4 separate regions of the Homo sapiens genome follow, and all the other regions are linked to region 1. The links are chromatin loops, found by intact Hi-C in ENCODE. Cell type or tissue: CD4-positive, alpha-beta T cell. All regions are shown on one strand. Each heading gives the region's core, and the rest is flanking DNA. Links, peaks and the distances in the headings are about the cores only. Region 1 holds the start of RBM4B (RNA binding motif protein 4B). Region 2 holds the start of NPAS4 (neuronal PAS domain protein 4). Region 3 has its middle 13 kb from the start of NPAS4. Region 4 holds the start of CCDC87 (coiled-coil domain containing 87).

Region 1 (7,395 bases), core at 1-5,000:
TTTCCTTTTCTGAGGGTGAAATGAACAGGTGGAGCAGAACACTCCATGGCATGTTTTTTTGACTCTGCTTGAAGAGACTGCACAACTTTGATCAACAAAAAGATACTCCCGCAGATCCAGACTTGCCACCCAGATTTATAATATAGGGCTTCCTCTAGATGTCTTTTTTCTTCTTTCCCACCAGTATCCACCCAAAGCAGTAAAGAATATAAATCTTAAGCACTTAAACCCTCAAATATAAGGCTTCCTGATCATCACCAAAGAAGCAGGTAAGCCACGGACCTTTATCCTCCCTTCTCTCATGAGGTACTCGTTTCCCCAAGCAGATTACACTTCCAACAGCACTCGAATCAATGCAAGAATCCCGCAGGGTAAAGTAACCCACAGTTTGTGATTCTATGCAGTCGGTGAGCAACATCTTAGCAAACCTGAAAAGGGGAAGTGTTTGCTTCCCCAGGGGTAAATTATGCTTAAGAGCGGTAAACATAATCTATTATTTCCAGCTAAAACAGAATGGAAGAGACCACCCAGCAAGTTCTATAGTCTTGTGTTCTTGCCTGTTTTGAGCTAGACCCCACTCGGCGCTACTACCCAGGCCCAGAGCAGTTCACCTTGAAACTCTGTGTTGTCAAGGCCCCTGATGGCCTCCACTGCATCCTCTGCCCGCTCCATGTGTACGAAGGCATAATCTTTCACGATGTCACATTCGATGACCGGACCATACTCCTCAAACTTGGCTCGAAGCTCTTGGTTGGTACAAGTGGGGCTGATGTTACCCACGTGTAACTTGGTTGAAGCTTTGCTCTTATTCTTGCTGGCTTCCACGTTGATGTTCACCCCATGAAGCTTGTAATGGTGCAGGTTGCGTATGGCATCCTCAGCTGCCGTCTTGTCTTCTATGTGCACAAAGCCGTAATTCTTAATGATGTCACATTCCAGCACCTTCCCATACTGCTCGAAGAGTGAGCGAATCTCCTGCTCTGTAGCCTCCCGGGGAAGGTTTCCGATGAACAGCTTCACCATCCTGACAAGAGCCTGGGAGAGAAACACAAGACTTCAAAAGTCAGGGGTGTGGTGGGAAATTTCGGTGCACTGCAGCATTTTCGTCTAATCCTCCAAAGTTCTTGCACCTTCAAGACCCTCGTACAGACATTCATTATTCTTCCTCAATAGAAGAAGGGCGGTTTGTTCTCGAGAAGTGCGAGCTATGCGTGACATGCAAACAGGAGGTCGAGGGTCAGCATGCATAGCCCAGTCTATCATCTCCGTGAAGTGGAGCGCAATGAAATACCAGAATTAGCTGCTTCATGTCTTAAAATGAGGGAAGAGAAAAGCCCAAGCAAAGGCAAGGGGCATCAATCGCAGTGCGCCTGGTAACAAGGTTTTGGAGGGAAATCTGTGTACCTCTCCTGCGCGCACTAGCGCCTTTCAAGATACTCTAAAAAGAAAAAAGTCCCCTTTCCCCCAAACCGGGGACCAACCACCTCGCCCCCAGCGGCCCACCCTCCAGCTTCTTCGCCCCAACAAAGACTCGACCCGACCCCTGCCCCGCCTCCTTCCGGAGACCCGGCCCCGCCTCCTCCCGTTGTCTTCCCAGACCTCCCGCTGCAAAATGAGAAACCCAAATCCGGGCCGTGCAGTCTGCCGGAGGCCCGGCCCGACCCGCCCCCGAGCTCCCCACATCACACACACACGACCCCCTCGCACCTCCGGGTGGCGGCAGCGACGGCGGCTCCCACGTCAGAGAGAACCTTACAAAATGGCGACGGCCGCTCGAGCCTGGACGCGACCGGGCCCTTTCTCGCGCGCCAGCTCACGCACGCGCGAGTGCGCGCTGCTTCCCTCCCCTTCCCCTCGCGGGAGCCGAGTGACCAATCCCGAGGCTGCATACAAATGACCACGCAGCACGGGGGCGGGGCCTGTTGGTGGTGGCGCGGCGCCGCGGAGGTCAGCCCACCCCCAGCCCCAGCCAGCCAGTCACCACCCTGGAAAGGGTCGCCACTGCTGCGTCAGAGGGGCTCTGAACGCAACCACTGCCTAGAAAAGCGGAGGCCTTGGGGAGTCGCTCACCACAATGGGTCCTGCTCTTGGGCCCTTTGAGGGGGGCGGGGAGCTAATGACAGAGGAATCTCCCCGAGGGCCCTAAAAAGGGGCTTTTGTAGCGGGCTGGCCGGCTTCTGTGGCAGCTTGGGGCAACATTTCAAAAATACAGGTGCGCCACATTTTAAGCAAAACTAGTCATTGTTTTGTAGCGCTTTAAACATTATTTTAAAGTTTGTCATTGCAGAGGTGTTATTTATTGCTACGGAAACTGAGAACCAAGGGGCAGAAAGATAACCTGGCAGAACTGGGACAGGCCTAAGAGGCATTGCTACCCAGGCTACGCTTAGTCATGTTTTGTTTGCTCGTGAGTATCCGTGGTCTGATTCTCTCTCACTCATTGTGTGTCCATCACAGTCCTGGTCTGTGGTGAGCACGCCAGAGGAATACTTGGTGGAGAGGCCCAGCGAGGTCCCTAGTTCTGGGTGGGACAGGGTCTCCTCGTACACACCAAGCTGGAAGTCTAGGCAACTGAGTTTCCCGACTGTCTAGCATTCAAAATTCAGCTGTGGTCCAAGGGCACCTCCTGGCGGTAAAAACAAGCTTAGGCGTGCCAGGTGCGGCGGCTCACGCCTATAATCCCAGCACTTTGGGAGGCCAAGGCGGGCGGATCACGAGTTCAGGAGTTCGACACCAGCTTGGCCAACATGGTGAAACCCCGTGTCTACTAAAAATACAAAAAATAGCCCGGCGTGGTGGCGGGCGCCTGTAATCCCAACTACTCGGGAGGCTGAGGCAGGAGAATCGTTGGAACCCGGGAGGCGGAGGTTGCAGTGAGCCGAGATGGCGTCACTGCACTCCAGCCTGGGTGACAGAGCAAGACTCGGTCTCAAAAAAAAAAAAAAAAGAAGTTTAGGCTGATTCCCCACTGTCACCTTCCAGCAAAGAGTAGCCTTTTATGGAGATTGATGGATTGGGTTTATCTCCTAGTAGAGCCCGCCAGGGAGGTTGTCAGCCACCATTCCTCATTTTAGTGGCTCCATAATGGCTTCTCTGATACCATCTGGGACACATTCCCCAGGCTGCCCTCTTCCACCCCAGCTACTTGGATATGTTCTTTACCTGAGTTCTTTTTGTTTCTCAGCCATTTCAGAAGAGGCACTGTCCTTCCAATTTTATTTTATTTTTATTTTTTGTTTAATTTTTTAAAGACAGAGTCTCACTGTGTCGCCCAGGCTGGAGGGCAGTGGTGCGATCTCGGCTTACTGCAACCTCCACCTCCTGCGTTCAAGCCATTTTCCTGCCTCAGCCTCCCGAGTAGCTGGGACTACAGGCGTGCGCTACCCCCCAGCTAATTTTTGTATTTTTAGTAGAGACAGGGTTTCACCGTGTTGGCCAGGCTGGTGTCGAACTCCCGACCTCAAGCGATCCGCTGGCCTTGGCATCCCAAAGTGTTGGGATTACAGGCGTGAGCCACCTCGCCCGGCCCTTAACTATTATTACTATTATTTTTGAGTCAGGGTGTCACTTTGTTGTCCAGGCTAGAGTGCAGTGGCACCATTATGGCTCACTGTAGCCTCGACCTCGCAGGCGCAAGTGATCTTCCTATCTTAGCCTCTGGAGCAGCTGGGACCACAGGTGTGGGCCACCCCATCCAGCTAATTTAAATTTTTTTTTTTTGTAGAGATGGGGGTCTCACTGTGTTGCCCAGGCTGGTCTCAAACTTCTGGGCTCAAGATGTTTCCACCACAGTCTCACAAAATGCTGGGATTCAGGTGTGAGCCACTGCACCCGGCTTATATGTGCTGCTAATTTAAAATAGCACTATCCTATGTTAATATTATCTAATGTTTATGCCCAAATTTCTCCTGGATTGTTACAAATGTCTTTTTACAGTTGATTTCTTCTAATCTGGACTTAAACATTGTACATTTGTATGCATTATGTAAATGGTGTGTTTTGAGTTGTATAGCTGTGTCTTACTATTTTTCCACTAAGGGCTATGTCGCCGCATGATGTCTAACTAGCGAGTAACGCAGTCCTCTGTGGTGTACAGTCACATATTGTACCTGTTCATCTCTGGGCATAGGGCACTCAGCTTCCAGCTCTCTGTCATTATAAACAAGGCTGCAGTGAACATGCTTAAGTATGTGCCCTAATTCTGTGTGAGAATTTGGGGGGATATAAAACCAGAGGTGGAATTGCTGGGTCATAGAGTATACGTAGAACTCACCTGTCTAAGTAGCACTGAATTCTCTGGAAAAGCTGCACCAGCATACTCTTCCACCTGTAGCATATGAGGGGCCTTGTATCTCTACATCCCTGCCAGTGATAGACATTATCCGCTTTTCTAATTTTTGTCAGTCTAATAGATATAAAGTGATATTTCATTGTTGCTTTAATTTGTATTTCTCTGGTTACTAATGATTTTAAGCATCCCTTCTTGTTGTCTTTTTTTTGTGTGTGATGGAGTCTCACTCTGTCGCTCAAGCTGGAGTGCAGTGGTACTATCTCGGCTCACTGCAGCCTCTGCCTCCTGGGTTCAAGCGATTCTTCTGCCTCAGCCTCCTGAGTAGCTGGGATTACAGGCGTGTGCCACCACCACGCCCGGCTAATTTTTGTATTTTTAGTAGAGACGAGGTTTCACCATATTGGTCAGGCTGGTCTTGAATTCCTGACCTTGTGATTCGCCCACCTCGGCCTCCCAAAGTGCTGGGATTACAGGTGTAAGCCACCACGCACAACCTTTTTTTTTTTTTATTAGACGGAGTCTTGCTCTGTCGCCCAAGCTGGAGTGCAGTGGTGCGATCTCAGCTCACTGCAACCTCCGCCTCCCAGGTTCAAGCAATTCTCCTGTCTCAGCCTCCTGAGTAGCTGGGACTACAGGCACGTGTCACCACACTTGGCTGATTTTTGTATTTTTAGTAGAGACGGGGTTTCACATTGGTCAGGCTGGTCTCGAACTCCTGACCTTAGGTGATCCACCCACCTTAGCCTCCCAAATTGCTGGGGTTAAAGGCGTGAGCCACTGTGCCCAGACTTGTTTTTTGAGAAAGGGTCTTGCTTTGTCATGCAGGCTGGAGTGCAGTGGCACGATCATAGCTTGCTGTAGCCTCTAGCTCCTGGGCTCAAATAATCCTCCTGCTTCAGGAGGCTGAAGCCCTCAGCCCTCAGCCTCCCAAGTAGCTAGGACTATATGCCCAGCTAATTTTTTTGTTTTTGGTAGAGACGAGTTCTCACTATGTTGCTAGTCAAACTCCTAGCCTCAAGTGATCCTCCCACTTCAGCCTCCCAAAACACTAGGATTACAGGTGTGAGGCAAATACACCTGGCCTCTTGAATTTTCGAGTTTATGCTTCTGTAAATTTCCTGTTCATATCTTTTGCCCATCTTTCTTTTCAGGTTGTAGGCTCCTTTTTTGTTGTTGATTTGTAAGGCTTTTTCATATATTCTAATCTCTTATTGGTCTCAAATACCATCTCTCATTCCACTAATTATTAACTCTGTCCATGGTGTCCTTCATTGAACAGAAATCCTTATTTCTTGTGCAATGAAATTAATTTTTATCTTAAAGCTGTGCTTTTGAATTTTTTTTTTTTTTTTGAGACAGCCTGTTGCCCAGGCTAGAGTGCAGTGGTGTGATCATGGCTCACTGCAGCCTCAACCCCCCAAGCTCAAGCAATCCTTCCATCTCAGCCTCCCAAGTAGGTGGGACTACAGGTGCATGCCACCATGCCTGGCTAATTTAAGAAATTTTTTTTGTAGAGATAGAGTTTCACTGTGTTGCCCAGGCTGGTCTTGAACTTCTGAGCTCCAGTGATCCTCCCATCTCGCCTCCCAAAGTGCTGGGATTACAGGTGAGCCACTGCACCTGGCCTGCTTTTGAACTTTTGTATAAGATGTTCTTTTGTAGCCTCCTTAGTCACAAGATATTCTCCTACATTTTATTCTATTAACGTTAGGTTTTTGTTTTTGTTTTTTGGGGGGATGGAGTTTCACTCTTGTCCAGGCTGGAGTGCAGTGGTGTGATCTGGTCTCACTGCAACCTCCGCCTCCCCCTCCCAGGTTCAGGCCATTCTCCTGCCTCAGCCTCCCGAGTAGCTGGGACTACAGGTGCGTGCCACCACGCCCGGCTAATTTTTGTATTTTTAGTAGAGATGGGGTTTCACTATATTGGCCAGGCTGGTCTCGAACTCCTGACCTCAGGTGATCTGCCCGCCTTGGCCTCCCAAAGTGCTGGGATCACAGGCGTGAGCCACTGTACCCGGCCTATTAACATATTTTTTGCCTTTTGCATTTAGGTCTGGAGCCCATTTATAGCAGTGCTATCCAATAAAAATATGTTAGCTACATATGCAATTTTAAAATTTCCAGCAAACACATTTAAAAAGTCATCAAAATAGTTGAAATTCACTTTAATGATACTTTTGAAACCCAATATATCTAAAATATTATTTCAACACATAATCAATATAAAAATTAAGGTATTTAAAGTTGTTGTCCTCTTCCATGCTTCATACCTGGTGTTTCAGAGTCATGACACACTTGGTTTGGCTACATCTCAGTAGCCACACATGGCTGGGTGGCTGCTGCTGTGGACAGCATGGACCTAAAGTCCACTCTTGTAGGTGATGTTAAGAATGCAAATATATTTTTCTCTACATAATCCTATTTTTTTTTTTTTGAGACAGGGTCTCACTTTATTGCCTAGACTGGAGTGCAGTGGCATGATCTCGGCTCACTGTAACCTCTGCTTCCCAGGTTCAAGCAATGCTCCTGCCTCAGCCTCCCAAGTAGCTGAGACTACAGGCACATGCCACTACACCTGGCTAATTTTTGTAGAGATGGGGTTTCACCATGTTGCCCAGGCTGGTCTTGAACTCCTGAGCTCAAGTGACCCACTCACCTCGGCTTCCCAAAGTGCTGGGATTATAAGCGTGAACCACCATGCCTGGCCAAGTAATCCATTTTTTTTTTTTTTTTTTTTTTGAGATGGAGTCTCGCTCTGTCACCCAGGCTGGAGCGCAGTGGCGGCATCTCGGCTCACTGCAAGCTCCGCCTCCCGGGTTCACGCCATTCTCCTGCCTCAGCCTCCCAAGTAGCTGGGACTACAGGCGCCCGCCACTACGCCCGGCTAATTTTTGTATTTTTAGTAGAGACGGGGTTTCACCGTTTTAGCCGGGATGGTCTCGATCTCCTGACCTCGTGATCCGCCCGCCTCGGCCTCCCAAAGTGCTGGGATTACAGGCGTGAGCCACCGCGCCCGGCCCAAGTAATCCATTTTTATCTGCCATCTCTCTCCATTGATTTGTGCTGCCTGCATTTATTGTATTTTTGTGTCTAACTTGTCTCATA
Region 2 (7,354 bases), core at 2,347-7,346, 260 kb before region 1:
GTGATGGAAAACCACTTACTCCTGCAGGCCAGGGAGAATTCAGGATGATTCAAGAGAAAAGGGAGAGGTCATGTGGGGCTCCTTTCCTCCATGTTTTTACTAGAGATTGCATGCAACAAGAGAGCTTTGCAAATGGTTAGGGGGCCTTTGGAAAGAGGAGAAGATGTTAGGTGGAAAGAGGTGAGCAAGATATAGATGGTGCAGGAACTCAACGGGTGACCTCAGAGAGGGCAACAGAAGCTATATTGAGTCTGGGGACGCATGTACATCCCACCACACCATCAGATGCTGAAAGACCCAGAGCAGACTCAGATATGGACACAAACACAGACACTGACAGAAAGGCATATGGAAAATTGTAGACATAAATACACACAGGCACAAACATAGAACTGCACAGAACATAGGAAGTTGGAGACAAAAAAAAAAGACAAGCATAGATGCAGGCATAGGTAAACATAGATATACAGGGGTACAGACTCGCAGCTACAAAGACACATGCAAACAGATAGAGATGTAGACATCCAACCACCTCCAGACAGGTTTGGAGGCAGACACACAGGACACACAAACACAGTCTCAGTCAAATGAACACACACACACACAAACACACAGACACACACACAGAGTCTGGCTCTTTTCCTTCAATTGCCCAAGCATCCTTGAGCAGTAGTGCATAGCTGAGGATGCTGCACGCTTGCCCAGTAGGTTTGGCTGAGAGGCTTGCTCTCCCATTCCTTCTACACGCTCACCCCAAAGCCCCTCTCCCAATTCACTCCCTTGCCCACTTTCCCACAGCCAGCAGGCTCTGATGCCTCCCCCATCTCAGGCTTCTAATTCTTAGCTTGTTCTGCTGCTGCCTGCCACTTGGGGGAGAGAGTGGGGTGACTCAGCCAGGCCAGGATGACTCACACTGCCAGTATTTTTAGCAGCGGCCAGGAGCTCTCTAGTGTGCCAGCCGCCCCCCTCCTCCTGCTTGCTATTTCGGAACCGTCACTGGTGATATAAATAGCTCCTCTCCCACGGCCTGAAGCTGCTGCCAAGCTATTTTTGGTTCTGCACAGTTAAAAATAGCTTCACGGAGGTGGGAGGCAAGGGGAGTGGGAGCTGGCCTAGGGAGAGGAGACATTGGGGCACACAGAGCTTCTCAACTTGAATCAGAGTGGGCGAACTAGGATGAGCCCTTCTCTACCCCCTCCCTTGTCCCTTTCTAGACCCTTCTTCCCTTCCAAAGTGTTTCTTCCCATTCCATTCTCCTGGAAAAAGCCAGGGGCTCTTCCCCTGAGCCCAGTTCTCCTCCCTTGCTTACTTCACCCTTAGAGCCCAGAAATCTTGGCCCCCTGCAAACCCTCCATATTCATTCACAGAGAATAAGGGGACAGTCAAAGAGTAGGCTCACTCTGAGGCCTGTGGGTACCCAAGCCCTACGTCGATGTCCCCGGCAAACCGTAGCATGACTTCCATGGTGACTCTTTCAGCACCACGGACAGCGGTCGGCGCAGTATTCCTTCACTGCAGATTCGCTCAGATTGCTGGAGGCCATGACACCCAGCCAGTAGACTCCTCTTATTGTGGAGGGGGACACTCAGAATGCCTCACAGGCAGCTTTAGCATCAGTGAATGAAGAACACAGGAACAACCCCCCTGGAATTTCATACGGAAGGGGATCCAAAGATCAAGGGATTGTTCAAATGGAAGATTGAGAGAGGGGTGGGTAGGTACATTAGAGGTCAGATTGAGAAGAAAGAAGCAACACAGACCCATGTCCAGGAGGAATCATCTCTCTGTCATCCAGGTCAATGGGGTTAGAGACAGTGGCAGACAGATAAGCGGACATCGTTCCCTCCACCTCAGCTGTGACACTGACCACAGGATGGCCCCAACCTCTGCCAAAATGCATAAGACACCAGAATAGGGTCTCCACACCTTGTACACCTCTTCTAAGACATACTTCTCCTCAGCCGCCTCTCCTCCCACTCTACCTCTCTTACTACCACCCCTTTCCATGAGGAGCGGAGAGTTCCCTGGCCCCAAATTGTCCTTTTTGATGTCAAAGTTCATCTCCATGCTTCCTGTGTGACTGGGACTTCCCAGTCCCACCCTCCAATTTTTAAGTGGCCTCATTTCCAGCCACTTAAGTGATTCCATGCGCACACAGCTACTCCATCAAACGAGATTTCAGATAAGAACATTCCCTAGCCCACTTGCTTCTTGCATTATTGAATCCCAGGATAAGAACGGCACATCCTCGCCCCTGTAGAGAGCAATCATCTGTGGTGAAAAGAGAAAAAAAGCGGGTGTGTGGGGGGGTGGGGATAGGGCAAAGGTGACAGGATATGAAAAGGATAGAAAAGGATATGAAAGGACAGAAAAAGAAACGAAGGTGGAAAGTGGAGAGCTGAAGGTGGAGAGGCAGAGCCAGGAGCCTTAGAGGCGCAAATGTGGAGAGGGGTGGAGGGAACCTGGCAAAAATACAGGGTCCCTGGTAGGTGCAGGGGTCATGGAGGGTCCGGCGCTGCCCCTTCGCTTCTCAGCTGCTCCCCCATCTTGCCCGCCTAGGCAGGGCGGGGAGCCCTCCGGAGCGGTGCGGAGGCAGCCAGGCCCCGCCCGCCGCAGCCGCGGCAGCCGCCGGAGGATTCCTGTCCTAATATGGAGCTGGGATTCCCCCGGCCCCGCCCCCGCCCCCGGCCCGCGGGGAGACAGAGGCTGGCAGCAGGGCGGGGGGAAGCGCTCGCTTGGGGGCCGGCAACGGGGGGAAGGGATGCCTAAGTGCAGACCCAGGTCCTCGCCGTGCCCCCACGTCCCTGCCTCAGTTTCCCCTTCAGTAAGGTTAATTAGCTGAGAGGGAAACCACGAATCACTGCAGACTACAGCGCTGATGTTGGTTTCTATTCTTGGCTGTGGGAAAACAGGATCAACGCCAAATTCAGCTGGTCCCTTTCCCACCGGACTCCCTTTCCACCCATCCTCGGGACTTAGACCCCCATGAACACCCCCTGATAAGCCGCCAAGGCCCGATTTGGGAAGCGGGGGCGGGAATTTGTTCTCTAAAAATGGCCAAGGGAATCCCAGGTTAAATAGTCCCCAGAGAGGAACCCCAGCAGTGACCTGTCCCACGGAGGCCAAGGAAAGTCCTCCTTCCCTGCATGTGAACGTGACCTTGTCTGTCAAGTAACGAGGGGGATTTGTAGACAACCCTGTTCTTCCCCATTCCCTCAACTCCTCAGAAAAATTAGTGTCAGTGCCGGCCCCTCTCTGCCCTCTGCGGACTCCTGCCGCGGGCTTCAGGCCGCCCTAAACCTGGCCCTGTCGCTTCCCTCAACTGAACGCATTCAGACGCCAGGGTCCCCACACTCCATTCAAGCTTTCCTAACGCAGCGCCTTCCTCTCCGCTCAGCTCCCGCCAGGCTTGGCCCCCTCCGCAGCCTCCTGCTCCCCCCTCGCCCGCCTCCCTCCCTCTCTCATTCTACGTCATGAGATGACGTCGGAAGCCGGGCGGGAGGAGGAGCCCCCCTCCCCAGTCAGCGGCTCCCGCTGCAGCTTGCTTAGCCCAGCCTCCCGCTCTCCCGCCCCCCCGGCTCTAAAACGAGCCCCCCACGCCTGGCAGGAGCTATATAAGGCGGCGTGAGGCAGGCGAGGGGGGCAGCGCAGCCGAGCGGAGCCCAGGAGAGCAGAGAGCGAGCCTGAGCGAGAGACGGGGAAGCACGGAGGAGGAAGCCGCCGGTGCGTCGGGACGGGAGCGCAGGTGCTCGGGCACCCGAGCTGGAGCTCCGCAGCCGCCGGTCATGTACCGCTCCACCAAGGGCGCCTCCAAGGCGCGCCGGGACCAGATCAACGCCGAGATCCGGAACCTCAAGGAGCTGCTGCCGCTGGCCGAAGCGGACAAGGTCCGGCTGTCCTACCTGCACATCATGAGCCTCGCCTGCATCTACACTCGCAAGGGCGTCTTCTTCGCTGGTGGTGAGCATGCTGGGGCTACCGCAGATCCGAGCTGCCAGGCGCCGGAGACCCTGGAGCTGAGGGAACCCGCTGGGGCTGTCGCATGTCTAGGGCAGCGTGCTGGCGAGCTGGGGAGATTCGGGACTCGGGAGATTCGGGACTTTCTACTTTTCCTCCTGAGCTCCCTCCAGACCTCACCTTAGTTCTGAATGAGAGTTAGAGAGCCTGGACGGTGTCCCTAACACCAGATTATGAGAGGATAAGAGCCAGGACAGAGCGGCCTCGGTGCCCGCCAGTGCAGAAGCGCTCCGGGAGCCGGGGAGGGAAGCCCGGGAAGTTGCAGGGATGGAGCTGCCTGAGCCTAGGGGAACATAGCTACTGTCCGCGGTGCTGAAAGGGATCTCCTGTCGCCTTCGGGGCGCTGCCCATGGTGCTGACGGCTGCGCCGGCCGTGTATGGCTCTGTCCATGGTTCTGAACCCACAGTCGGCTTCGGAGCTCTGTCCGCGGTTCTGAAATTCAGAGCCGCTTTGGAGCTCTGTCCGCGGTTCTGAAATTAAGAGCCGAGAGGAGCCGACCCCGCTTTAGAAGTCGAGGGCTTGTGGGCTATGGAGATACAGCAACAGGTTCCCTGGCCAAGAGCTGCGGGCAGCGGGTCAACAGGTGTTTGCAGAGGCAGGTCCATGAGAAATTCCTCTGGATTCTCTGAAACTCAGACCATGCCTTCCTCACTTCTTCTCTGCCTCCCAGTCTTACTCCTGACGCACTACGTCTTCTCGCCCTACAGGCACTCCTCTGGCGGGCCCCACGGGGCTTCTCTCAGCTCAAGAGCTTGAGGACATCGTAGCGGCACTACCCGGCTTTCTGCTTGTGTTCACAGCCGAGGGGAAATTGCTCTACCTGTCTGAGAGTGTGAGCGAGCATCTGGGCCACTCCATGGTGAGTGCTAAGGGTCCTTTCAGCTGAGGCTGGGCATGGAGTGGGTGCCGTGAGCCTTCCACTCCTGAGGAACTGGGAATTACTATGGAGGGAGAGGTTATACCCTACAAGATACTGTAGATCAAAGATTGGCTCCTGCTGTTCTCCCTAATGGTCATCTCTTCTTTTCCTCCCTCCAGGTGGACCTGGTTGCCCAGGGTGACAGCATCTACGACATCATTGACCCAGCTGACCACCTCACTGTGCGCCAGCAACTCACCCTGCCCTCTGCCCTGGACACTGGTAAGGACTCCCTTCTCCCTTCCTCGGTCCAATTTCCCACCTGCTGCCCTTCTCCCCACCATCCACTGTCTCTCTCTCAGCCACTCACCCTCTTATCTGTTTTTCTCTTCATCTATCTAGATCGCCTCTTCCGCTGCCGCTTCAACACCTCCAAGTCCCTCAGGCGCCAGAGTGCAGGCAACAAACTCGTGCTTATTCGAGGCCGATTCCATGCTCACCCACCTGGAGCCTACTGGGCAGGAAATCCCGTGTTCACAGCTTTCTGTGCCCCTCTGGAGCCGAGACCCCGCCCAGGTCCTGGCCCTGGCCCTGGCCCTGCCTCGCTCTTCCTGGCCATGTTCCAGAGCCGCCATGCTAAAGACCTGGCTCTACTGGACATCTCCGAGAGGTAAGCCTGGAGTGTTCAGATTCCAAGAGAAAGGCAGGCCAGAGATGAAGGGACCCTAGATTCTGGAGTCAGGGGCAGGGAGGATGGGGTTTAGGGGGGCAGAGGATCTGGGAGGGAGTGAGATGCATGGGTATCAAGCAAGGAAAACAGAAAGCTGACCTCACCCTTTCCACCTTCCCAGTGTCCTAATCTACCTGGGCTTTGAGCGCAGTGAACTGCTTTGTAAATCATGGTATGGACTGCTGCACCCCGAGGACCTGGCCCACGCTTCTGCTCAACACTACCGCCTGTGTGAGTGTCCAGAGAGGCTGGGGACAAGATAGCAAGCTGGGAAAGGGCATGGGAGACCAGACAAAGAATGATCTGTAGTCAAGAGTGATGCTGGGGAGATAACAGAGGCCAACAGTTTCGGATGCTATAGGGTGAACATGAAGGTGAGGATTCAAGGCAATAATCAAATCAGAACTGGGGGACTCTGAGTGGTGAGGTCAAGGTAGAGAGCTGAGTGGTTCAGGTGAGGGTAGTCAGAAGAGAGGATGTCACGGCTATCTCAATTCAGTGGAGAGGTGACCAAGGGTGGGGAGTAGGTAGAATTGCCTGGTGGACATCCTAACTCTGCATCTTCTTTCTCCCCAGTGGCTGAGAGTGGAGATATTCAGGCAGAGATGGTGGTGAGGCTACAGGCCAAGACTGGAGGCTGGGCATGGATTTACTGCCTGTTATACTCAGAAGGTCCAGAGGGACCCATTACTGCCAATAACTACCCAATCAGGTAAGCCACAAGCCAGGGGACTAGGGGGCAGCTGAGGTCGTCATGGAGGAGACACAAATCAGGGAACTGCTCTGGATATGGACGTCGGACCCTTACCAGCTGCCTCTTCTCTCCTCTCCAGTGACATGGAAGCCTGGAGCCTCCGCCAGCAGTTGAACTCTGAAGACACCCAGGCAGCTTATGTCCTGGGCACTCCGACCATGCTGCCCTCATTCCCTGAAAACATTCTTTCCCAGGAAGAGTGCTCCAGCACTAACCCACTCTTCACCGCAGCACTGGGGGCTCCCAGAAGCACCAGCTTCCCCAGTGCTCCTGAACTGAGTGTTGTCTCTGCATCAGAAGAGCTTCCCCGACCCTCCAAAGAACTGGACTTCAGTTACCTGACATTCCCTTCTGGGCCTGAGCCTTCTCTCCAAGCAGAACTAAGCAAGGATCTTGTGTGCACTCCACCTTACACGCCCCATCAGCCAGGAGGCTGTGCCTTCCTCTTCAGCCTCCATGAGCCCTTCCAGACCCATTTGCCCACCCCATCCAGCACTCTTCAAGAACAGCTGACTCCAAGCACTGCGACCTTCTCTGATCAGTTGACGCCCAGCAGTGCAACCTTCCCAGATCCACTAACTAGCCCACTGCAAGGCCAGTTGACTGAAACCTCGGTCAGAAGCTATGAAGACCAGTTGACTCCCTGCACCTCCACCTTCCCAGACCAGCTGCTTCCCAGCACAGCCACCTTCCCAGAGCCTCTGGGCAGCCCTGCCCATGAACAGCTGACTCCTCCCAGCACAGCATTCCAAGCACACCTGGACAGCCCCAGCCAAACCTTCCCAGAGCAACTGAGCCCCAACCCTACCAAGACTTACTTTGCCCAGGAGGGATGCAGTTTTCTCTATGAGAAGTTGCCCCCAAGTCCTAGCAGCCCTGGTAATGGGGACTGCACGCTCTTGGCCCTAGCCCAGCTCCGGGGCCCCCTCTCTGTGGATGTCCCCCTGGTGCCCGAAGGCCTGCTCACACCTGAGGCCTCTCCAGTCAAGCAGA
Region 3 (7,592 bases), core at 1,114-6,113, 270 kb before region 1:
GATAGGGAATTCTCACGAGATCTGATGGTTTTAAAACCTGCGCTCTTCTGCGCTCTCACTTCTCCCTCCTGCCGCCTTGTGAAGAAGGTGCCTGCTTCACCTTCCACCATGATTGTAAGTTTCCTGAGGCCTCCTCAGACATGCAGAACTGTGAGTCAATTAAACCTCTTTCCTTTTATAAAGTACCCAGTCTCAGGAAGTTCCTTATAGCAGTGTGAAAACGGACTAATACAGGGACCCTTGCCAATGTCTAGAGACATTTTCAATTGCCATGACTTGGGAAAGGGGAGCGCTACTGGCATCTATCAGGTAGAGTAAGGGAGGCTGCTAAATATCCTACAATGCACAGAAAAGTCCCCCACAACAGATATTATTTGGCCCAAAATGTCAGTGTTCTCAAGGTGGAGAACTGATAGAGAGTACAGATGGTGGTTCATATTTTAAGTCCACAAGTTACAGGATATCAAGATGGAATTGGGATTGAACCAAAGAAGGTTGAATAATACCCAGAAATGGGTGTGATGACTGAGCTACTATGTTCTCTTTTAAGGAGTGTGATATGGCTTGGATCTGTGTCCCCACCGAATCTCATGTCGGAGGTGGGGCCTGGTGGAGGTGACTGGACCAGGTGGGTGAAGTTCTCATGCATGGGTTAGCGCCGTCCCCTCCATGTTGTTCTCTTGTGATAGTAAGTGAGTGAGATCTGGTTGTTTAAAAGTGTGTAGCGCCTCTCCCTGCTCTCTCTTCCTCCTGCTCCAGTCCTGTGAAGAAGCCTGATCCCACTTTGCCTTCCACCATGATTGTAAGTTCCCTGAGGCCTCCCCAGAAGCAGATGCTGCCATACTTCCTGTACAGCCTTCGGAAGCATGAGCCGATTAAACCTATTTTCTTATCATTTACCCAGTCTCAGTTATTCCTTTATAGCAGTACAAGAACAGACTAATACAGAGTGACTTAGTACTTTTATCTTTGTATGAGAAAGAGAGAGTTTTTGTGTTGGGGCCGGATGGTGGTTGATGTCATTGTTTGGATGTTTGAGGATGAGGGCACAAATGAATGTTGAGTGTCTGAAAGGGTGGGATTCGGCAGGCGTGGTAAATTGGTTAACTCACGATCTCTCCCAATCTCTTTCCAGTGTGCTTTCCTGTTCTTCAGATTCTACAAAGAGAAACACTCTGTTTCCCAGACTTGCTTACAGCAAGGGACTTAGATCCCGCCAGCCAGAGGCACTCCCGTGAGATGGGCAGCTGTGCAGGAGGCATCTGTCCTGCCGTGCAATGCTCAGGCACAACCAGTTTTGGAGCCAACAGTCCTGACATTGACTTTCTATCCCTCAGACGCCAGCCAAGGCAGTGCATTCCTGGAATCAACGCTCTCAATAGCAGCTTCCCAATCCTTGGCCAAAGTGATGTCACTCAGAGCCAGCGGTTAGGACAGAGGATTCTCCAGCCTCAGATTGCGGCAGAGTTCACAGTACCCTGGGGTGGGCTGATTCTGCAGGGTTGTTTTTTATGTCATTTCTGAAGGTCCAATTAATAGCCCATTTCTCCAGCTCTTCCAATTATTTTATAAACACTAAAACCCTATACAGAATCCCTTAATGCTTAAAATGGTAAGAGTGGTTTCTGCAATAGAACCCTGATCGATACAGCAATAAATAGTATCCACAATGACTTATCAATAAGGAAAAGGAAAAAGAGAGAGAAAATTAAGTAAAAGACATGAATATTCCAGAGGGAAAAAATAAGAATGTTCTATAAACTTGAAAAGATGTTCAACCCCATCAGTATTAAGGGCAACCACAACGAGATACATTTTCACATCCACCAGATCAACAGTTTTGATGATGCCCCTAAGTAGTCCTGAAGCAGTGCCTCCCAACCTCTCTCACCTAATGGTGCACAGAGAAAGCCATAGAATGTTATCAGCACAGGCTGGGCACTGTGGCTCACACCTGTAATCCTGGCACTTTGGGAGGCCGAGGTGGGGGGATCACTTGAGGTCAGGAGTTTGAGACCAGCCTGGCCAACATGGTGAAACCCCATCTCTACTAAAAATACAAAAATTGGCCAGGTGTGGTGGTAGGCACCTGTAATCCAGCTATTTGGGAAGCTGAGACAGGAGAATCGCTTGAATTCAGGAGGTGGGGGTTGTAGTGATCTGAGATCGCACCACTGCACTCCAGCCTGGGTGACAGAGTGAGACATCATCTGAAAAAAAAAAAAGAAAAAAGAAAATACAAGCCAGTAAGAACAAGCTATCAACAGCCTCCAAAGACTTACATAAGATCAGTATTTCTGCAAGAAAATCAAGAAAGCAATAGACCCAAGAAGATTCATTGAAAAACAACGCCAACCCGTTAAGAACAGCAAGCAAAGAGGAGGCATTTTTCTCACTAAATAGTAGATACGTACAAGGGTTCCACCACAGCAGGAAGATTACATCGTAAGACAACAACATTCAAACACGAAACACAGTATATATAAAATTAGAGATATTGCTGGGTGCAGTGGCTCATGCCTATAATCACAGCACTTTGGGAGGCCCAGGCAGGCGGATAACCTGAGATCGGGAGTTTGAGACCAGCCTGGCCAACATGGTGAAACCCCGTTCCTACTAAAAAATACAAAAATTAGCTGCACCTGCAATCCCAGCTACTTGGGAGGCTGACCCAGGAGAGCTGCTTTAATCCAGGAGGTGGAGGTTGCAGTGAGTGAGCCGAGATTGTATCACTGCACTCCAGCCTGGGCAACAAGAGCAAAACTCCATCTCAAAATAAAATAAAATAAAATTAGAGATATTGATAATTGGGGAGGAGGGGGAGAGACTGGAGCATCTAGCTCCTATGAACACCCAAAACGCTGGAAGATAGGGAGACCCCCTGACCCTCTCCTGACTGTGGGCTGCTTGGTTTGTTAACGGTGGAGTAGCTTAGGATGGGCTCCTTCGTTCATCCTAAGGAGCAGGGGCTCACAGAGATGTGTTGGACTCACTTTCACCCTGCTACCTCATCCTAAAAAGCTCTGGGTCAGAGGCCCAGAGACCTGAGTTCCACCCTTGGCTGTCTGAAACCTCCGGAAAACCATTTCACTTCTCCCAGTCTCAGTCTCCTTATCTGTACATGGGAATGATTTTAATGCTCACTGTCCTGCTTATCTCAAGAGACTGTGAGGCTGGTCAAAAGAGACAAGGGGTGTGGAAGTGAAAGGGCCCAAGAGCACTTTTCACAGTCTTGAGTGCAGGAGGCCGTTCTGCCCCGTGCTGCTATGGGATCTTAGGCAAAGCCACAACTTCTTTCGGCTTCAGTTTTTCTCACTTTAAAATGATAATAGGCCAGGAGCGGTGGTTCACGTCTGTAATCCCAGCACTTTGGGAGGCTGAGGCAGGCAGATTGCTTGAGTCTAGGAGTTCGAGACCAGCCTGGGCAACATGGCAACACCCCATCTCTACTAAAAATACAAAAATTAACTGGGTGTGGTGGTGCGCGCCTGTAATCCCAGCTACTCAGGAGGCTAAAGCGAGAGGATTGCTTGAACCCAGGAGACAGAGGCTGGAGTGAGCTGAGATCGCACCACTGCACTCCAGTCTTGATGACAGAGTGAGACCCTGTCTCAAAAAATAAGTAAAATAAAATGATAATAATATTCTGCATTACAGAGTTGCTGTGAGAATGGAGTAATACGAGGAAAGCACGTAGCAAGTGCCTAACACATGGAGCGCGCTCGCTGAACGTTAATCACAAGTGTGATTGATCACAAGTTAATCCTAAGTGGTAAGAATGAGTCCCGCGTTAATCAGGGTTCTGGTGTGAAAATTGCTGAGTTCTTTTATGCTCTTCCCCTCTTGCAGACGCCAGAGGGCGACATAGACGGCGGGACTCCAGCCGCCAAGCACGCCCGCCGCAGCCCCACAATCGGCCACGCGGTGGCGCTAAGCCACACAATGCTTGGTTTGCCGCAGGCTTTGGGGAGCAGAGGGCTGACCGGGGGAGAGCGGAGACCGGGTAAGGGGGGCCTTGGGAGCCAGGGAGCCCTGAACCAGAGGGTCAAGGACCCCTGGACGGAGTATTCCCCGGGCTCCCGGGACACAACAAGATCAGCTGGGAATGAATGGGTCCTGGGCTTTTGGGAATCTGAGTGGGGCATCCCTTCCTCCGGGCGCCGGGCTGCACCCCCTTACCCTGGGCAGCCGCGGGGCCGTGACGCCTGGCGGAGGGGGCGCGCATCTCGGCGCGCGCCGGTCTTCGCAGTGGCTCATTCATCGCCGCCGAGGCACGCCGTTGCCATGGGGACGTGATGCAGGCGCGGGGAGCGGGAGGGAGAGGGAGGCCCCGGGTGACGTCCGCGCTCTTCTCGCAGCTAGTCTCCCGCGGCCTCCCAATTCTTGCCTAATTTGGAAGAGAGCCGCAGCCCTTCTGCTGATGCGCGCGCGCTGGCGCCTTTTTAAGGCAACTGGCGGAGTGGCGGCTCCACCAGAGCCTGGGAGCTGCCCCCGCCCCCGAGCCGCGAGCCCCGCGCCGGGCCGGGGAGTCCCCGGCGCCACACGCCCCCACCACCCCCATCTTAGCGCCCCCCACCCTCTATGGAGACATTTCAACCAGGGAGAAGGGAAGTCCTGCCCTTGCCCCTCGCCCCCGCCCTGCTCCTCCAACAGGGGAGACTTCTGTCCAAACCTTGGAAAGAAACGAGATGCCAGGCCTAGCGCCTTCGGGGATCCTCTCTGGACAAGGCCACAGGGTGAAAACACCAGGTGAGGACTTCACTACCCTTGGGGCCACCATGGGACCCTGGAGACCTTTGCCTCCCTCCAGGCGCCCCCGACCCCTTAAACTTTTTCTCCCTGAGCTCAGCCTGGAGCAGAGTTAGGATCCTGGGAAAGCCCCTTACCAGTTGCTCCAACCCCCTCCTTAAACTGGAAGGGAAACTGAGGCCCAGAGAAAAGTAGTGATTGACTAGGGCCACATGGCACGTTCCTAGAGGAAGAGCATGGGCCAGAACCCACAGATGCTGACCTCCTGGCCAGAGGTCAAGGCATTCCTTATGGTTGAGCATAGCCAGCCCCGTGTGCCAGTATCCAGCCCCTGCCCTGCACCAAGCAGAGGGGCTGGACACCTCTGTCATGGCACCAGCTGCCTCTCCTTCCCCAGCACAGTCTGGACCTGGGCGGACTTTTTGGAAAAGCTTCTGGATGCCACGGACTCCACGACCAACCAACTAGGTTGCTGCTGCTTGCAAACATCGCCTCCATTGAAGGATTCCTGCAGCCACCAGCTCTGGAACTTTCTGGAACCAAACATTTCCCCAGACTGCCTACAAGGACCAATTGGCCTCTGGATGTAGGTGTGGCCTGCAGGGGTCCGGCAGGGCTCCCCAGAGTCAAGTGGACCCAGCCCTTTGGACCCCCTGCCCGGTCCTATTGACCTCTGCTCTCTCCCTGCAGCACTTCCTGGAGGCGTTTGACCGGGACCTGGGAGGGCAGCTGAGAAGTGCCTGACCATTCTCAAGGAGCTGCGTGGATTCCAGACATCTCTGGGCTGGTCTCTGGACCGGGATGGGGGACCCAGAGGTGGAGCCGAACACACAAGCAGCACTTGAGGGCTCCGAGGGTGGCAAGGAGAGAAGTTCCTGCTCTGGTACAGCCCTGGGACCTTGAAAGGTGCTTCAACAGAGCGTCCACTCCCAGCGCCTAGCTCTGGGACCTTGAATGGTGCTTTAACAGAGCGTCTGCTCCCAGCGCCAAGCCCTCAGTGCAGAGGGGGAGACTCAGGCGGCCCTCAGACACAATTCGCCAAGGTCGCACAGCAAGTCAGGGTGCCGCTAAGACTAGGACCTACAGCTCTGCCTCCTGGCCCAGGCTCCTCAGCACCTGGGCCCCAGAGGACAGCCTGTGGGAGGCCCACATGGCCACTGCACCATGAACCAAGGACCTGGTCCGGGTCCACCTCCACCAAGTGCTGGCCGTGTGTCACTGGGGTCACTCCACTCTCTGCATTAGGTCTCAGTCATCCAAGACCATCTTTCAAGGGCCGTCACTCCAATTATGAGTCTGGGATTTTCTGAAATTGAGCATTTTGGCCAGGCTGTGGGGTCCCTCTATGACTGCCTGTAAGACACTGCCAAGGGGACTTTCTTCCTTTCACCAGACTGAAGCTAAGAAGTGCTGGAGACAGCAGTTGCTTTAGCCACAGGCTGTGTAGACCACCTGAGGATGACCTGGGGGTCTGTTTTGTGCACCTTGGAACCCATCGGATCCCTCCAATGGTGAGTCCCCTGGTGTACCCAGCACCAAGCTGTGAGAACGACCCCCAACGGGTTGGGTGGAAGAAGCAAAACTACAGGCTCAGTCCCAGTACTTACTCCCCTGTGTCCACACAGGCCAGGTCTCCAGGGTCCCTGCCCATCCAGGGCTGAGAACGTGGTCCTCTGGGAGCCTTCAGGCCCACTCGGACCCCAGCATTGGGCAATGGGCTCATCCCTACCTGAAACTGGGGCTTGGGGTTGCAGCATTCAACTTCCAAAGCCCAAGAGGCACTGGGACAGGTGGCCCAGCAGGCTCAGAGATGCTCAAGTGCCAGAGGTTGGGAGGGCCCTTTGAGGCTAAGGGGTCTGACCCACTGCCATTTTGCAAATACAAAAACTGAGGCCCAGGGAGGGAGAGAGGTTTGCAGAACACGCCCAGCAGGCTAGTGGTAGAGCTGGGAACAGAATCTGCATCTTCTGCTGCTCCTATTCAGAACTATTCCCCTGCACCAAACATAATCCGCTGACATCTAGACTGAGCTCAGCTCGTCTTCTTCCTGGACCTTGGACTCCTTGGCAGAAGGCTCTCCCAACTCACAGCCTGTCAGGGATGGCAATTCAGGGGCTTTCCCTTCAACCTGATGGTCCTTTCCACCAAAGCTTCCTGGTGCTCCTCCCCTCCCACCAGTGCTCAGCCCTTCTTGGCTTCAGAAGCTGCTCCATCAGCAGCCGTAAGGGTCACTCTCCCCTGCTCACCATGGTTCACCCAACTCCCTGTGGTTCCCGCGTTCCCCAGCATGGGGAGCACCATTCTCCCTGCTCGTGGGGGTCTCCTCTTTGTTGCCCCTCGGCCCAGTCCCTGACCTTCTCTGACCACTGGAGCCTTAAATCCCATCAGTCTTTCCTGGGACCCCCGGACTGTTCCCTGTAGATTTCCTCTCTGTTGGCCCAGGGCCTGTGAGAGTAATGATGGCTGGCATGTCATAGGGCTGCTGTGAGGTTTTCATGAATTAATACACTCATCAGGTACACAAGGTGTGGGTAGGTGCCTCATCTGTAAACTCCTATGTTACGAGCTGTGCCCTGATAGTAACAAGGAGAGACTTGAAGCTGGAGCCTCTGGAGGCTGAGGTATCTGTTGGTGGAAGGGGAAGAAAGGAGGTGCCAGCCTGGAGGAGTTTTTAGTAATGGGAGATAATGGGAGCCACAAGGGTCTTAAGCTGGGAAGAACATGGTCAGGTTGGCTTCCGGAAGAATGGCAAGGGGAGCTGGGCTGCTGAGCACCAGAAGGGTGTGTTGGGCCCGGCCCGGGACCTCCGTCTCTGGCTTTGGTGAGCAGTGGAGGGGGCAGCT
Region 4 (6,219 bases), core at 1,220-6,219, 86 kb before region 1:
CACACATATATATATACACACACACATATATATGTGTGTGTATGTGTGTGTGTATATATATATATTTGTTTTTTTTTTAAGAAACTCAAAAAATTAGCCAGGTGCAGTGGTGAGCAGCTGTAGTCCCAGCTACTTAGGAGGCTGAGGCAGGAGGATTGCTTGAGCCCAAGAGTTCAAGCTGCAGTGAGCTATGATCAGGCCACTGCACTCCAGCTTGGGCAACAGAGCAAGACCCCATCTCTAAAATTGAAAAAAAAAAAAAAATCCAGGTGCTGTAGCTCATACCTGTAATCCCAGCACTTTTGGAGGTTGAGGCAGGTGGATCGCCTGAGCTCAGGAGTTTGAGACCAGCCTGGCCAACGTGGTGAAACCCTATCTCTACTAAAAATACAAAAATGAGCCATGCGTGGTGGCAGGCGCCTGTAATCCCAGCTACTCAGGAGGCCGAGGCAGGAGAATCGCTTGAACCAGGGAGGCAGAGGTTGCAGTGAGCTGAGATTGTACCACTGCATTCTAGCCTGGGCAACAGAGTGAGACTCTGTCTCAAAAAATAAATAAATACATAAATAAAAATTAAATTAAATTTAAAAATTGTAACACTTATCCCCACAGCACGAAACAGACATTGGAGGTGGGTATGGGAAGGCTTACTTTTCAGTACACATCCTGGTATACTTTGTACCATGTGCACGTAACTGGTAAAAATTTAATTAATTTTCTTCTTCCTAATAGTGTTTGAGAACTAAAAGAGGTGACAATTTAATGTAGTGTGATAGGAATGCTAAAGTGAGTTGTTCCAAAGATCACCTTTGCCTCTGACCCTTCCCACTACAATTAACTCCAAGGTCTCAGTTCTTTTGATATAGGAGATTTGGCTTGTATTGTGCAAGGCTTGACATAATGGGACTACTAGGCTTGGGGATTCTTTCATGAGAATTTCACTAAGAAAACAATAGTTTTAGTCTCAATCCCTTCATAGTTGGAAGCATAATGTTCCTGAACCCTCCACTCCCAGATATAGACAAATATTTCTTCTTCCAAAGCAGTAAAGAGGTCTAGATGAGCTGCTGGCCATTTAGGGGTGAGGGAGGCATTTGAGGGCACTGGGCCTGGTCAAGGAGTAATAGGGGTATTCCCAGGAGCTACTAAAGGCTGGCTGCTGAGCTCCTGAACAGGGTTGACTGGTGGGGATCCTTCAGGGCCGAGACCAGGTGGCGAACCCGCCGCTGCTGTTGCAGCCAATAGAGCATCTCCACTTTGTCACTCTTCATCTTGTCCAGGTAGGGCCGCCCCTTGAAGATCACTGGCTCGCCAAAGATTAACTCTATCTCCTCCAGGAGGGAAACCAAAGAAGACTCCATTAAGTTGAGCTTCCTGTGGAGATGGCTTCGGACCTGATTCTCCTCCAGGAAGTGACTGGAGCTCAAGTTGGTCTTTTTGAAGAAGCGGTTGGGATTGGAAGCTTGTCCCTCAAACCACTCTAGTCTCGCCAGCAATGCCTCCCGCAGCTGAATGGGCTTCAGGGCCCGCTCCCAGGCATTCACCAATGAAGGCAGCTGCCTCAGGCGGGCTTTGGAGCTATATTTAATGGTCATGTCCACCTGGTCCTTGTCAGGGACCTCAAGCACAGACCACAGTTGTTCCAGATGCTTCTGCAGGCTCAGAATTTTGTGGGGTTCTCCCAGGTGGGGTGTCTTCCCAGCTCCTAGCCTGTGCTCTAGCACAGTGTTCCAATCCCACTCTCCTGGCACAAAGTCTGGTTCTTCATCTTCTAGCAATGGGGGAGGGTGCTGAATCTCTAGGGACTCTCTGGCAGGGGCCACAATCTCCACAGGAACCTCTTCTTCATGCATTTGAAAGATGACATGAAGGAAATCTGTTTCATGGTTGGTGAGGTACTTGAAGTAGTCATCCACAGACAAGGTGGTTTTCCATGAGTTCATCAAGGAGGCCTTGTTTGACCACTTCTCCCAGCTTTTGGTAGCTTGGAGTGATGGGAGGGAGGGCATCTTCTTAGTATTGGACTGTAAAGTGTTTGCTCTCTGGGAGTAAAGTCCAACCAGCTCAGGGTTGATGATTTGAGGCTGTTTTTCTTGACGTAGAAAGGCTGAGGACAGGAAGGTCGACCAGTCTTTATCTGCTGCAGGCTCAACTAGGGGCCCTTGATCAAAATGTAAGTGGTCAGAAGAGACATGGCTCATCAACTCCTTGTAGACCTCCCTGGTAGTACTGCCAACAAAGTTATCAATATCCATTTTTTCAATGGCTTTGGGATCCAGTTCACCAGCCAGATGGTTATACAGGGCTCCGGCCCCCTCAATGTGGAAAGAGTCTAAGAAGTTTCTATCAGAGACCCGTACGGCAGCCGCCTGGACCACGACCTCATTTCTAAGCTTCAAAGTAATGGTCACTGGCTGTGGGTGAAGTGGAAAGGATTTGGGGGGCTGGGGGTCCCACTGCCCAGAGGCTTCTTCCTCCTGGAGGTTCCTCAACATCTTCTCCAGCTCCTCCAGGCGATGCCCTGCAGCTGGGTGACGGGTCACAACCCCCAGGAGAGGAGGCAGGCCTGAGTCCAGTGGTGGGTAGCGAGTCCCCTCCAACTTCATCTTCTTTATCAACTGCTTCAGATCCTCAGCCACGATGAGCCCAGTCAGCTCTGGTTTGCTCTCTGTAGCCAAGACCAGCGGGGTTAAGGGGCGAGATGGGAGTGGAGGAAGGCCCAACTCATCTGCCAGCCTCCAGCCCTCACGCAGGGAGGGCATGGATTGGCCTCTCCGGAGCTCAGGGCAGAAAGGCGAGGGGGAAGCCCTGCTGGTGGGGGCCACAGGATAGCTGGGCAGCGACACCATCTGTGAGGAACTGATGTCGATTTCTCTCTTCTTTCCTATGGAGGGCAGCCAGTGGAAAGGCTTTTTCCTCTTCAACCGAGGGATGGACTTCAATTCCTTCACTGGATCCATCCTTCCTGGCTCATTGAGAAACTCTGGTGGACGGCTGAGTTGGATGAGGTAGTTCAGGTTGAGGTTAGAGCACTGCACTTGGGCGAAGCCAGTGCTGTGAGGCCAGGGGATAGGGCACAGCTTGAACGTCCCAGCGGGGCAGACAGGGTGCAGCTTGTCCACATCCCCAGAGGCCTGCTCTGCCCTCAGCAGGGCCTGGAAGTCGGCAAGCAGGCCACGGTAGACGTTGGGACTAGTAAGGAAGAGTGTGCAGTCCCTGGCGAGGCTGGCGGCCAACCGGGTGAGGGTGGCTGATTCAGTGAAGACCCCCCTGGGAGTCGACATGGTCACCAGCAGGTGCAGGTAGCGCAAGAAGAGCTGCTCGCTGCTCAGCAGCACGTAGGCCTCGAGCCGCTTCCGCAGCTTCTGGTTGTTTTTGTGGCTCAGACTAAGTTCGGCGGGCGGCTCCCGCCAGCTGCACTTCAGCTCGTCCAGGATGACCTTGATGAGACGTAGTCGGGCCTCAGGAGGCACTCCCGCTGCTATCCCGCTGCCGGCCAGCAGCTTGGCCACCTGGCTGCACAGCGACGCCACCGTCAGCTTCGCCAGAGGGAAGGACTGCAGAATCCGGCCCTCCTGCGGGGGGCGCTTCTGAGGCTCTGGGGACGTCGTCCTAGTGGGGAAGAGCGACAGCGGACGCAGCAGCCGGTGGTAAAACCGCTGGAGCTCAGGCTCGGGCTTCGGGGGCTCCATCATAGAGCCGGCGGCCGCCACCGTCCAGGAACAGAAAGCCGAGGGGTTACTAAGGCAACCAGGAGCCCGACGGCCCGAGTGCGCCTGCGCGGCCGCCACCCGGTGGCTGACGAAGCAGGGCCTTGCGTGCGCACGCACTAGGAGGAGGAGTTAAGGGTGGCTTTAGAGGCTCAGTCCCCGCGACGCCGCGCTGGTTGGTGCTCCTGCGCCGGAGGAGTTCTGCGTCTCGGGGTGGTGACTGGGTCCAGAATGGCTTCGGATTCGGGGAACCAGGGGACCCTCTGCACGGTGAGGGTCGAGGCTTCGTGTGGAGCCTCGCCGGGCAGAGAGCCTCGGCCCCTGGGATGATCGTTACCTTGGGAAGAGGAGAAGGAGTGGGCACTTGGGTTGGGGCCTGGGGCCATGGGATGAAACTAGGGTGCGAGGGTAGCAGGGGCCCTGCGTGAGTGTTGGGGGGTGACTCCCATGGTCCTGGAATGGTCATGAGAGATCATGAAGAAGGTGCTTGAAGAGGGGTTAAGTGGGGCTTGTTCCCAGACCCTTGCGGTGGTCATAGGGTAGGTGGTGAAACAAAGTCATACCAAGGCACTTCCCCAGCGATCATCGGTTGGTCCCTGCCGCCCTTGCAGTTGGAGTTCGCGGTGCAGATGACCTGTCAGAGCTGTGTGGACGCGGTGCGCAAATCCCTGCAAGGGGTGGCAGGTAAGAACAGGGTAAACTTTTCTGCAGACAGTCCAGAAGCCTCTGGGAGGGACCAGGCGAATCTATTAGGCGAACCCTACTCCCATTTTACAGATGCAGAAAGTGAACCCCAGAGAGTGAAAGGCATGTTCTCAGAGTTACACACAGACCTGGAGGCAGAGCCTAGAGTACAGCTGTCCAGCTTGCCCTGACAGATTCTAACTGCCTGTCTTGTTGTCCTGAACCTCAGGTGCCCCAGAGACTGAGGAGCTAGGCTGAGGGAGTTCCTGGGAAAACAGGCAGTTTTTGCTTGGGAAACAACATAATCTTGACAAAGCAAACAGCAGCTCAGGCCCTATACCATCCTGGGTAGCTTTCTATACCACTGGGTGTGGTGGCTCATGCCTGTAATCCCAGCACTTTGGGAGGCCGAGGTGGGTGGATCACCAGGTCAGGAGATCGAGACCATCCTGGCTAACACAGTTAAATCCTGTCTCTACTAAAAAATACAAAAAATTAGCCGGGCGTGGTGGTGGGCGCCTGTAGTCCCAGCTACTTGGGAGGCAGAGGCAGGAGAATGGCGTGAACCCGGGAGGCGGAGCTTGCAGTTAGCCGAGATCGCGCCACTGCACTCTAGCCTGGGCAACAGAGTGAGACTCCGTCTCAAAAAAATAATAATAATAAATAAAAGGCCAGCTGGTCTGGAGGTGACCTGGCACAATGAGAAAGATCTGGAAAGGTAGAGCCACCAGCATGGCTCTGGGAACTGGCTTCCTTTGATTCTGTTAAGTGTTTATCCAGGCCAGGCTCAGTGGCTCACGCCTGTAATCCCAGCACTTTGGGACACCAAAGTAGGTAGATTGCTCAAGTCCATGAGTTTGAGAGCAGCCTGAGCAACATGGCGAAAACCCTCCTCTATAAAATATACAAAAATTAGCTGGGCGTCATGGTGCACTCCTGTAGTCCCAGCTACTGGGGAGGCCAAAGCAGGAGGATTGCTTGAGTCCAGGAGGTGGAGGCTGCAGTGAGTTGGATCGCTCCACTGCACTCCAGGCTGGGTGACAGAGTGAGACCCTCTCTCAAAAAAAAAAAAAAAAAAAACAAGTTCACCCAGTCATTCGGCAGGTATGGACCAGACACTGGGGCTTTTTAGGGAGAAGAGTTCACATGGGTATCAGGCACATCCCCTGCACTCAGGTGGAAATGAGCATGCAAGCGTTGCCTGGATGGCATTCGCAGAATGCTTCGTGGAAAGAGCAATGGTGAGAGGGAATGAGATAAGATGGCTTCTGAAGCTGGGACCCTGGTAGTGGTGGACTCTGTAAAGTGATTAGGGGTATGAGCTCTAGAGTTCAAACCCCCTCTTTGCCACTTAATGGCACTAAGACTTCATGCATGTTACTTTTTGTGTCTCTGTTTCTTCTGTGTTAAATGGGGGATGATAATAGAAGCTAATCTGGAGGATTGTCCTGAAGAGTAACCGAGTTAATACAAAAAAAGCATTTAGAAAAGTCTTTGGCATGTAATAACAGCCCAGTAAATCCTAGGGGATTATGAGAAGAAGGGCTTACAGGTGGTGATCTGGATGGAAGGAGGCTGGAGGGGACAATGTTGAAGCTGGGTTTGCTTAGACTACGCGTTTTGGGTGGTGAATGGGCCCTCCACTTCCTGTACTACTTGCTTGCGAGGAGAGCAGACAGCTGGCCTTTCTCTTGGACCCGGAGCAGTTTTCAGCCCTCAGCATGTTTCTTAGGCAACAGATAAAGACTTCTGGTGACTCTGTGTTTTCTGGTCCGGCTTGGCTTTCTCATGGGGCCAGGGAGGGAAGCTGTAGTTTTCTAGAATA

Evidence for each region. Hi-C counts contacts between places; a loop is a spot of excess contacts. Peaks named below come from ENCODE experiments on the same cell type or tissue, not always from the same donor. Only the 100,000 strongest peaks of a DNase experiment are listed, where the experiment ranks them.
Region 2: it touches region 1 in a loop (4-fold over the local background); 35 of 110 quality-filtered maps call a loop at or near these places.
Region 3: a loop joins it to region 1, with 19 times the contacts of the local background. A loop is called at or near these places in 75 of 110 quality-filtered maps.
Region 4: it touches region 1 in a loop (4-fold over the local background); 48 of 110 quality-filtered maps call a loop at or near these places.

The regions. Positions count from the first base shown.
Region 1 is chr11:66,676,057-66,683,451 of GRCh38, forward strand. RBM4B (RNA binding motif protein 4B) reads right to left here and starts at 1,831. Exons shown (of 4, transcript NM_031492.4): 1 at 1,708-1,831; 2 at 612-1,035. The coding sequence starts at 1,023. SPTBN2 (spectrin beta, non-erythrocytic 2) reads right to left here. Exons shown (of 38, transcript NM_006946.4): 38 at 6,441-7,395. RefSeq lists silencers at 1,444-1,553, 1,754-2,033. In CD4-positive, alpha-beta T cell, for the core only: a CTCF peak has its summit at 2,625 (motif pointing left); DNase peaks (open chromatin) are centred at 1,865 and 2,605; H3K4me3 peaks cover 2,007 bases; H3K27ac peaks cover 1,688 bases.
Region 2 is chr11:66,417,395-66,424,748 of GRCh38, forward strand. NPAS4 (neuronal PAS domain protein 4) reads left to right here and starts at 3,641. Exons shown (of 8, transcript NM_178864.4): 1 at 3,641-3,960; 2 at 4,726-4,877; 3 at 5,057-5,159; 4 at 5,280-5,547; 5 at 5,729-5,838; 6 at 6,184-6,319; 7 at 6,441-7,354. The coding sequence starts at 3,786. RefSeq lists enhancers at 343-843, 844-1,344, 3,687-4,283 and silencers at 4,216-4,530, 4,224-4,518. In CD4-positive, alpha-beta T cell, for the core only: no CTCF peak of the experiment used is centred there; a DNase peak (open chromatin) is centred at 4,397; H3K27me3 peaks cover 312 bases.
Region 3 is chr11:66,404,714-66,412,305 of GRCh38, forward strand. It overlaps a transcript of NPAS4 not described here. Among named protein-coding and RNA genes, the nearest start is that of NPAS4, 13 kb to the right of the region's middle. RefSeq lists a silencer at 4,188-4,247. In CD4-positive, alpha-beta T cell, for the core only: CTCF peaks have their summits at 3,899 (motif pointing right) and 4,099; DNase peaks (open chromatin) are centred at 3,888 and 4,308; H3K4me3 peaks cover 569 bases; H3K27me3 peaks cover 1,410 bases.
Region 4 is chr11:66,589,321-66,595,539 of GRCh38, forward strand. It overlaps CCDC87 (coiled-coil domain containing 87), which reads right to left and starts at 3,743. Exons shown (of 1, transcript NM_018219.3): 1 at 856-3,743. The coding sequence starts at 3,695. The coding sequence ends at 1,146. It overlaps CCS (copper chaperone for superoxide dismutase), which reads left to right and starts at 3,865. Exons shown (of 8, transcript NM_005125.2): 1 at 3,865-3,980; 2 at 4,322-4,394. The coding sequence starts at 3,942. RefSeq lists enhancers at 2,529-3,118, 3,119-3,707, 3,270-3,329, 3,500-3,609, 3,640-3,729. In CD4-positive, alpha-beta T cell, for the core only: a CTCF peak has its summit at 3,564 (motif pointing right); a DNase peak (open chromatin) is centred at 3,801; H3K4me3 peaks cover 1,641 bases; H3K27ac peaks cover 906 bases.